2 separate regions of the Homo sapiens genome follow, and region 1 is linked to region 2. The links are chromatin loops, found by intact Hi-C in ENCODE. Cell type or tissue: endothelial cell of umbilical vein. All regions are shown on one strand. Links, peaks and the distances in the headings refer to the core of each region. The heading gives the core; the rest is flanking DNA.

What was found. Peaks named below come from ENCODE experiments on the same cell type or tissue, not always from the same donor. Only the 100,000 strongest peaks of a DNase experiment are listed, where the experiment ranks them.
Region 1: it touches region 2 in a loop (9-fold over the local background); 2 of 110 quality-filtered maps call a loop at or near these places.

Annotation. Positions count from the first base shown.
Region 1 is chr7:12,725,436-12,730,821 of GRCh38, reverse strand. No RefSeq gene overlaps it. Among named protein-coding and RNA genes, the nearest start is that of ARL4A, 40 kb to the right of the region's middle. RefSeq lists an enhancer at 1,195-1,718. In endothelial cell of umbilical vein, for the core only: no CTCF peak of the experiment used is centred there; DNase peaks (open chromatin) are centred at 1,511, 2,501 and 3,141; H3K27ac peaks cover 2,526 bases.
Region 2 is chr7:12,859,226-12,864,611 of GRCh38, reverse strand. No RefSeq gene overlaps it. Among named protein-coding and RNA genes, the nearest start is that of ARL4A, 170 kb to the right of the region's middle. In endothelial cell of umbilical vein, for the core only: no CTCF peak of the experiment used is centred there; a DNase peak (open chromatin) is centred at 3,331; H3K27ac peaks cover 1,484 bases.

The DNA.
Region 1 (5,386 bases), core at 294-5,293, 130 kb after region 2:
ACTGAAACACTGTCTTCCTTGACCAGTATTTCCCCATTTCCACCAGCCCCCAGCTTCTGTTAACTACCATTCCACTCTCTGTTTCTATGAGTTTCATTGTTTTAGATTACACATAGAGTGAGAACATGTGGTATTTCTCTTCCTGTGCCTCGCTTACTTCACTTAGCATAATGTCCTTCACGTACATCCCTGTTGTTGCAAATGACAGAATTTCTCTCTTATTAAGGTGAATAGTTGTTTTCCATTGTGCATATGTACTACATTTTATTTATCTATTTATTTGTTGATGGACACTTAGGTCCATTCCACAACTTAGCTAACTCTCTTTTCCAGCCCAGGCTTATGATGTCTCCCTGTTCCTCAGTGTTTGCATAATGATGGATTAAAAAAATTACAATAACAGGTGACATTTGGTGGAAAGAGGACTGTAGCTAGAGACATAACATATGGATAGATGTCCTAGATCTGTCAATTAGAAGCTGCATAACTTTAAGCATATAATTTTTTGTGCTATGGTGGCTTTGAGTAAAAAAGAAAAAAAAAGTTTGCTAAGAATGGGAGGTCTTATAGGAACTTCAGTTTACTCTTCTATAAAATGTGATTTTTAAAATTCTCAATTTAGGGTGAAGAGAGAGTTCTTGGGAGGTGCTGTTATGAGATGAAATTCTGTATGTGAAGTACCAGTACAACCTTGGCACATTACAGTTCAGTGGAACTCAGAGGTTTTCTCCAGGGGGGGGTCTATGAATGCCATGATTAGTTAGCCAAGATCCCTGTCTTCGTGGACTGTACCTTCTAGAGACTGTGTCGGTTATTTGGAGGAGTAACTGAAATAACATACTTCAAAGTGCTTGGTAAACTAAAGACTTTTTCATGTGTTGTTTTTTAAATTAAAATGTCCTCTCAAAAATATAACTTCAGGCTTGTACATTTATCAGATGTCAGTCCTCTTCACTTGTGGTAATTTCATACAGAGTAATAACAAAATTGCTGAGAGATTCAAAATCCAAATATAGAAGGCAGCAGTTGCTTATTTAATGCAATGAAATGCTAATCCTTGCATTTTTTATTGTTTTATTTGTTTTAGTCTTTATAATCCCAAGTATAGTGCTAAGTCTTTTGGAAATAAGAAAGAAACTAAAAGAATATATCTATTTTTAGCTTTCTGCTAAGCTATTTCTTGCTCTCCTGTAGTTATTCCAAAATTGGTTGCAGTTTTATTTAAATAATTCTAAGAGGAAAAAAATAAACTTGTAAAATAGAATATTAAATGCACACTACCAAATTTAATTGATTTTTAATGCAAATATAAGTAGTACAGGCCATGCTAAACGTTTATTACCAACTGTTTGCAAAACAATCTGTTTACCCCATTCCGAGCTTCAACCTGCCTTAGACCCTGCTCAGGTAGCCCGACACCCAAAGAGGGCAAGATAGGCTTCCTCCCACAACACTCAGGCTGCCTGTTGGCTCAGCTGGGGCCACCCATTGTCTGGCTAATGGAATCCTGGAACCCAGCCAGAGCTGCAGCCTGCTTGCGAGGTTTAGTTCTGTTTTTGTTTTTAATGATCACACACATTTTGGCCTAAACTGCAAACAGAAGATAGTGGGGCGGGAGTGGGGCGGTGGTGGGGAAGAGGGGCGGGAGTGTAGTCTTATTTTATTTAGAAGAGGAAATCCAAAAAAGTGAGCTCTGAATACAGTTTTTTATGTTGTAAGAAATAAGTTTAGGTAAATGATTGAAATCGAAAACATGGCAAAGAAAGAAAGAAAAAATGGAAGAAGCCCAGCATCTCAAATTGTATCACAACAAACTGTCAGAAATATCACCAATAAATACACAGCCTTATGAGTAGACTCAAATTTTTAAATTACCAAAAATAAAAAAGTCAGCCTGGGCTGGGTACAGGGGCTCATGCCTGTAATCCCAGCACTTTGGGAGGATGAGGTGGGCAGATCACGAGGTCAGGAGTTCGAGACCAGCCTGGCCAACGTGGTGAAACCCCATCTCTACTAAAAATACAAAAATTAGCCGGGCGTGGTGGCATGTGCCTGTAATTCCAGCTACTCTGGAGGCAGAGGCAGGAGAATCACTTGAACACGGGAGGCAGAGGCTGCAGTGAGCCAAGATCACACCATTGCACTCCAGCCTGGGCGACACGAGCGAAACTGTCTCAAAATAAAATAACAAAAAATAAGGCCTGAAAATAAAAAGGGTTTTAATTTTGCTTACAATTTCTAGACTTTTTAAAGTTTTATGAACAGTTATTCTTTAAACTACATTCATGGTGTTTGTGTGCGTGTGTGTATACAATTTAATCACATCAAAGAATTCACATAGATGAAAACTCTAAGAAATTACCTTCCAAAGATGATGTCAGCAAGTGAAGAGGGAGTGTACATAGCTGCTTGTTTTTTAGTAAACTACAATTTAAGAGTCCTGAAAGGCAGATGGCTGGCTGTCAGGAAATGAGCTTAGTCAAAGGAAATGGGAGATGTCTGGTTCAGGGGATTTGAGGAAGGCTATTACCAATGGGTGCTTTTATTTTGCTTTCCACTCTAAGTCAGGATACATGCTTTGTTGTTCCCATGTACGAAAAAGAAATACCAAGGTGATAAGATAACATCTGGGACAGTACAGGGCTCCAAGTTTCTCTATTATATATAGAAAGCTGTTCACTTGCATCTTTCTTGGTTTGGGCCAAAACACTATGCTGGAAGAGGAGGGGAATATTAATAATGGGTTGAGCACTGATGAGAGATTGAAGCTGGGCAACTATTCTCTGGTCTAGGAATTTGGAATTGAGACACTGAAAGGCCACATTGAATCATCTGCCAGGATTTTCACAGACAGGCCAGATTCACAGGGACGTGTGATGGTGTGTCAGTGGTAGCTGAAACCCCCTACAATCCATCCCAAATTAATACACGGTCTAATTTAAAACAGTCAGCTCGCAGCTTCTGTACAAGTCCTATAACACTCCAACTACAACTACCACAAATTTTTGTTCTTTTACGCTTCCTATATGGAAATGTTTATAGGAAATTAGTCTCCAGAGACCGAAGAATATAGCAGACACACGTGGAGAAGCTGGGACAAAAAATCATGTAGCTCTAGGGAGGGAGAAAAACAGAGAGTCACTTCCTGACAAATGTCCAGTTCGCGTGAGGCCAGCTATATGTGCTGCACTTTTCTTTCATGAGAGTCCCCAGGGTGCTTACAAGAAAATTCCCAAAGCAGGTTGTGTGGGAGTTTGTAGCATGCAACCTAATAATTTCTCACCAAAACATAGATGGGACTTAGAATGAATGAGACAAAATATACTTGGAAGTGTTTTCACTAGGGAAAAACCTGTGGCTGAAGACAAGGATGTAATACCACTTTTCCAGAGTTTAGTAGTTAGTTGGCCTTAACAAAACTGGGATGCATCTTATCTCCAAGACTGAGCCATAGCCACATTCCTTGCGTTTTGTGTTACCTCCTCTGGAGGAGCCAGCAGATTTTGCCTATCTCTGGAAGTTCCAATTATTACAAGAGACTAGCATGAGTTCTAGAACTGCTCTCCCTTTGGGCTCTACTCCAAAACTGAACTTCATTAATACCTTAAAGCCCACATCCACCCATCTTCCCTTTCTCATTCACTCCATCCTACCCCACCCTGCATTAAAACTTACATTTACTCAAGAAAGCTGATTTCAGCTTACTGGTAGAAGGAAAACTATTGAAAAAAAGGTTCAGTTTAAGCTAAATAGTGGCAACAAGTGTTAACCCTTTCAGGCAAATTAAACAGCTTTAAGTGGCTTGTAAAGCCAAAGGAGCAAATTTCTATTGATGAAATTTCTATGGAGATAGTTTTGGTCGAGGCCTTCTCTCGTTTTATACTGTGCACAAAAATTGACTATTTTGTTCTGAACAAAGGCAACTCTAAGTAGACTTATGACTTAATGGAAGCAGTACTTCGATGACATGATACCTTCAAGGAAGGCCACCTTCCCAATAGGTGGAGGGAGGTGTGGAGTAGTGGAGAAAGCCAACCAAAGAGGAGTCCACTGATGCTACCTGGGCTTGAGGAGGGGTTGGGGGAGCTGCAGCAGATACGATAAGTGATGGGTCATTTTTAAAATCAGCCACTTGGATACAAAGTTGATCTGCTTTAAATGATTTAAAGTAAATCACTTGAGGATAAAAGCAGTGAGGCACCCTGGAAAGAGAACAGTCCCTACAGTTAGGAAGAAACACCAGACCCCACAATTTACTGTACAAGGGACTCTGGACACATTATTTAACCAAACCTAACCTGATAGGCAGTTTCTTCATTTCAAAAATACATAATTAGAAGATTTGAGATAGCTTGCTGCGTATATTAGACACTCAATAAATTGAAATATATAAAATAATTACTTACTATGTATATCCTGGGGGAAGAGCTAATGTCAGAGGCACAGTGAAGTAATGGTGACCTAGGGCTCGATTTTTCTCTCTTCATATTTTCTATCTAGCAGCTGGTTAGCAGTTATTACCAGAATTAACAACTTCAACAAATTCTACTTCTTCAACAAACTCTTCTTCTGACTCTAACTACAGCAACCTTTCTTTCTCTCTTTCTTTTCTTTCTTTCTTTTTCTGTCTCTCTTTCTTTCTTTCCTTCTTTCAAAACTTAAGTGTAGATAGAAATGAGCTATTTATAGCCACTACACTAGGCTGAAAATCTTGGAACCAATGTGGGTGCTGGGATGGGCCTCCAAGATTCAAGCCAATGTTAAAGGTGTATAACTAATTAAGAGGCTGGGTTCTAATAAATTACCCATTTATTTCAGCTGTGTGGGAGTAGCTATGGGGGTAAATAAAGGGGGTAAATAAGCATCAAAATGAGGAAAGGTGCAGCTGTTGACAATCTGATGACCTGCTTCAAGTCAGAAAGAAAAAGGTAAAGATTTTCTTTGCAATTAAAAAATAAGAAATTGCTGGGTGTGGTGACATATGCCGGTAGTCCAAGCTACTCAGGCGCCTGAGGCAGGAGAATCGCTTGAGCCCAAGAGTTCAAGGCTGCAGAGAGTGATGATTGCATCACTGCACTCCTGCCTGGACAACAAAGGGAGACCCCATCTCTTAAAAAAAAAAAAAAAACGAATAAGAAAGAAAACTTAAAATGATCTAAGGAGTCTTGATAACATCAATACCATAGACCTCAAATTTTCTATTAGTTTACAGAGTTATCAATTACATATTTATAGGCTATCATATTGAAAAGTAACAAAGGGCAGACAATGATTAAATACATTTTATAAAATATTTAGTCCTTCTATCCAAATAAAACTTAATATCCCTTTTCAAGTTTAATAATATGTCTGAAAGCAGTTTTGTCATATTAAGTAGAAGTAACAT
Region 2 (5,386 bases), core at 265-5,264:
GGTGGGCATAAAGGAGCAGGCAGAGAGGGGCCCAGCTAGGACCTGGAGCCCCCACCCCGGGCTGCAAGGAGGTACAGCCAGGGCTGCATGCTGTACAGAGCCAATGGGAGCCAGGGACGAGTGGGAGCCCCGCTCCTGCAGGTGGGGTGGGAGCTCCCAGGTGCATCTGCAGCCTCCCTTCTGCAGCTGTGAACTCAGGCATTTCTGCACTCTCAGGCACCTGGGATGGTCCCCTGCCCTACCACAGACTTGAAAGTGCCTGCTTCCACTGCCTGGCTTCTCCCTGATGTCAGCCTCCCTACAGACTTTGGGTGCCAACAAGCAGGGGAGGCAGGCCAAGGAGGGACTGAGGACAGCCTGGTACTGGCCTGCAGGCATGCCTTGGCATGAACAGTCTGGGTGCCATTAACAAGCAGCAGGAAGCAGACAGGCTCCTAGGCCGAAGGGGGCTGGTCCTCAGTGAAGCCCAACCTTCAAACCAGGGAGAACCTGAAGCCTGGGGGTCAGGCCACCAGTCCCACAGACCGGAGTGGAAACTTGTGGTGCTTTTCCCTCGGTCTGCCCATGCCACCCATGGACTAATCAGCATGTACTTCTTCCCCTCTGAGGCCCATAAAAACCCCAGACTCCGCCAGACTCAAGCACAGGACAGAGAGACTATGGGGAGATGATGGGACAACCAGCTGCAGAGAGGAGCTGCCCACCCCAGAGTCTCCTCTGTGCTGAGAGCTGAGGAGAAGACAGGATAACCAGCAGCATAGAGGAACTTCCCTCTCTGCTGAGAGCTGAACACTCGACAGGACGACCTGCCTACAGAGAGGAGGTGCCCACTGCAGGTCTCCTCCGAACTGTTCTATCACTCAATAAAGCTTCCTCTTTGTCTTGCTTACTCTCCACTTGTCTGCATACCTCATTCTTCCTGAACTCAGGGCAAGAATTCAGGATCTGCTGAATGGCAGTGCTAAAACAGCTATAACACAAGGCTAAACACACCCCTTGCTTGCCACATTGCGGGCAACAAAAAGAAGAGAAGAGAGAAGGAGAGAAGAGAGAAGGAAGATAGAGCTGAGGCCCTTTGGGGATCCCAGACTTGGGAGCTTCTCAAGCCAGGGCTGTGAGTCCCTCTTTCGGGCCCTGCAATTCCTGGAGTCTCCAAGCTTCCAGGCACCACCACATTCCCTGGTTCTAGCCATGGAAGTTGCTTGCAGTGTGCCTGGTCCAGCTGCAGCCTCATAGTAAGCCAGCACCTATACCAGCACCTGGAACCGCCCACCCCACTACAGCAGCCAGCATGCCTGACTGTGTGCAGTGGTCGGACCCTCACGCTCACTTGCTTACACACCTCTCATCACTCCAGTCCAATTTCTTCAGAGTTGTGACCAGTAATGCAAGCTGAGCATAGCCTGCCAGAGTGAGTGGGCCCAGCGGGCCGAGCAGAACTCGGGCAAAGGCACCACTGGTCACAGAAGTTTCTGGCTGGAAAAGCAACATTCCAAGGATCTAGTAACACCAAGAGCCCACTTGGTACTCCACCCTCCATGGCCAAGCTGGTACCTGATTTTTGATTCTTATGAAGATGCTTTGTTTGTGTGTAGTTGGTTGCTAAATTTGGTGTTCCTGCAGGCAGGACAATTAGTGGAGACTTCTATACAGCCATCTTGCTGTGCCCCTACCCTACATGTTAATTTTTATTTATTTTTTATTTATTTTCTTTTTGAGACAGAGTCTCGCTCTGTTGCCCAGGCTGGAGTGCAGTGGTGCAATCTTGGCTCACTGCAACCTCCACCTCCCGGGTTCAAGTGATTCTCCTGCCTCAGCCTCCTGAGTAGCTGGGATTACAATCACCCACCACCACACCCAGCTAGTTTTTGTGTTTTTAGTAGAGACGGGGTTTCACCAGGTTGGCCAGGCTGGTCTCGAACTCCTGACCTCAGGTGATCCACCCACCTCGTCCTCCCAAAGTGCTGGGATTACAGGCGTGAGCCACCATGCCCAGCTCCATGTTAATTTTTAAATCAGGTATAATCATTAACTTTTAGTCTGGAAATGGACTTTTAGTTTTAGACCATAATATGAGGTACACCCATTTTTCTATTTTATCATTTCAAGCAAACTTTAGTGAACATGGCAACATTGTAAACATGATTATGAGTCCTTGGTAAAGGCTGGGTGTGATTGCTCACCCCTATAATCCCAGCACTTTTGGAAGCAGAAGCAAGAGGATCACTTGAAGCCAGGACTTCAAGGCCAGCCTGGACAACACAGCAAGACCCCATCTCTACAAATAATAGTAATAAATACTTAGCAACGAATGTAGCATATAGTGAGTAGTCAATAAATGTTTTCTGAGGAAATGGATTAACGACTATGTTTGCTCAGAGTATGCAGGGCTGCAAAACGTAATCAGCCTAAATGGTACGAGCTATCTGATATGCATATACTGTGTAGTACCAATACATATCTCCTTTATATTTTTTTGTAAAATGACAGGTTATGTTATTTGGGAGCAGTGACTCTCAAGCTAGGTAGCACTTTGTAATCCATCACCTGAGAACCTTTAGGGAAAACTACAGATCAGGCATTGGTTTTTTAAAACTCCCTAGGTGATTCTACTGTGCAGAGAAGTCTTATATTGTAGTGTACTACCCAGATTATACACCAAACTGGAACGTTAAATCAGAATCTCTAGAAGTAGGGCATGGGCATCAGCATGTTCTTAAATTCTCTAGGTCAATATCTGTGTGAAGACCAGATTAAGAACCACTGAAAAGGATTTCAATTCTCCAACCCATTCATTTTACAGGTGAGGCTGATTGAAGCCCAACAGCTTAATAGTCTTGCCTGTAATTAAATGGCTAATTAGAATCTGTGTTAGCACTCAGTCCACATTCAGCATAAGAATGCGAAATATGGAAGAAACCATTGTAAAGGAGAAAGACATATTTCAGACTACCAAGAATATATGAAAATGGACCATCATTTAGAATCTTCTAGAAGAGCAAGCCAATTATGCACCTTATCTATTTACTGCTTCCACTCTCTGATGATTATGAAAAGTCTTTCAACTAAATTTAGAGAGAGCCTTGGGACTATGAGTGTTACACCCTGAGGAGTCCTCTGCCCCAGTTATGGGTCCATTAATGTGTTAATGGCTGGAGTTTAACAGAATGAAAACAATAGGAAAAGAGAAGATATATCTTTAGCGGACTGGCTGTTCTGTGCTGGGTTTCCTGTGTGGAAAATCAAACGACTTGCAACTAATTGTTTGTGTGCAAAAGTCTTTGGCAGTGATGCCAACAAAAGCACTGGATAGTGTGTCTGCTCAAAGCAAAACACGTCAAATTATGTATTCAGCAAATCCTTATTATCAGAACCTGGGTCATGTGAGTTATTTGCTTTTTAGTTATGCTTCAGGAGGCCCTTCCTGTGAACATAATGTCTGGCCTGTTAAACACATAGCTGCCAAGACAGAGCCACAGGTGACCATGACTTGGCAACTGATAAAACACCAGCCACACTGGAAATAATAAAAAATGGACAGGATTTTCCATCTGGTTTTCAATACAGATAGACAGCACAAAGAGTTTCTTGAAGAAAATTGATATTTACAATCGAACATAATGCCCGATACATTTCCCCACATTACCAAGCTGATACTTAAAATTTGGGAATCTTTTATTCCAAATAACTAATTTAAAAGTCTATATAAATACAATATTATGGCTAAATAATAAATTGTTATATTCTTTTCCCTTTTCCCTTATTTCTTCTTATGCTTTTAAAGACTTGTTGCTAATGTTTATATTCTCCCTAAACTTTGGAAAATGGCATGTAGAATGTGTGTACCAAGAATTTTACAAGTACATAGTCAAACTTCTCCTTCTGTCTCACTCTCCGCCACAATACATGACAAATGGGATGCTCACAATTTGTCATTCACCTAACAATATCAACTTTTGCACTGATTCTCTCTTAACAGTATGTATTTCTTCATCAGTTGGATCTCTCAAACCCCGAGACACTCATGTAAACTCAAACCTTATTGGAGCTACCACTTTGTAATTTTCACCTTACATCATATTCTGCACATGATCACATCTCATACTATATATTTCATCTCATATAAATCCTCCAAATGAATATATGCATATATATATATGTGTGTGTTTTTCATATACATATATGACAAAGAGCATGTGAGCAAGCTCTCGCACCTGTGAACAAGCTATCCCTGTTCTCTGGGGTTTTAAATTCCAGCCCCAAGATGTGGTGACTGAAAACCAAGACCAGTGCCAGGGAAACGATGTCCTATTCCAGGCTCTGCCACTTTATAGGCGAGCCAGATGGAACAATTTTAGGGCTCTATTTTCTTCATCCATAAAATTGGAATAAAAATGTTAACAGCCTATTTTTCAGACTTGTTAAGATCAAGTGAGCTAATGGTCATGAAGGTATCTTTAAGAGGCATGTAATTGATATTCTTGTGTCATAAAGAAGAATTCCCGTATAGTGAGCTTAAATTACCTTATAGTTTAAAAGGAAACTTAGAATAAAACGTCTCTTACAACTAAATGCAAAAATTCATTCTTGTTATCTGGCAAATGGCCATTAGTTTCTGCTTCAATACATTTAGTTATGGGAACTCTTTATGTCAGAAAGCAACACATTCTAATCTTAATAATGTGCATTTAACCATGATAGTGAAAAGTAATGTGACATCTCTAATACCAACCCCTGTTCTCTGACATTTTAAATTCCATTCTCCAAGGTGTGGTGACTGAAAACCAAGACCACTGCAAGGAAAACTTGTCCTATTTCAGGCTTTATAAATTGACAAATTTATAAAGCTTAAATGGACATATATATATATATATATATATATGTATATATACACACTATATATATGTATATGTATTAAATTGATATATATACACAAATTTTTTAATTGACAGAATTCTCAATTTGATATTGAGAAAACAAAACAACGTAAATTGTTTCTTTGTGTGTGCTTGTCATTAGCATCAAAAGATAGGCAGTTTAATTATATCTAAGCCTCCTATTCAAAAAAGAAAAAACCTATTAAAAGACCACAAGCGTAAAGACAAGATTTTCCATTCTGAAACTTCAACTCCTACACTCTGGGATATTAGAGGATGAATCTTGAAGTGATTTCTACATTTAGCAAAACTAGGTTTAGCCTAAGAATAGTAAATAAATGGCAACAATCTTAAGAGATAGTAAGAAACTAAAGGCCAAAAGAAATGTTTGAGTACTGATGTCTATAAAAGATAACTGGTATTATGGCCAATAACCATATAATAAGTACTTAACAGATTAATCATCAGAGAAATGGAAATTAAAACTATAATTAGTTATCAATACACAA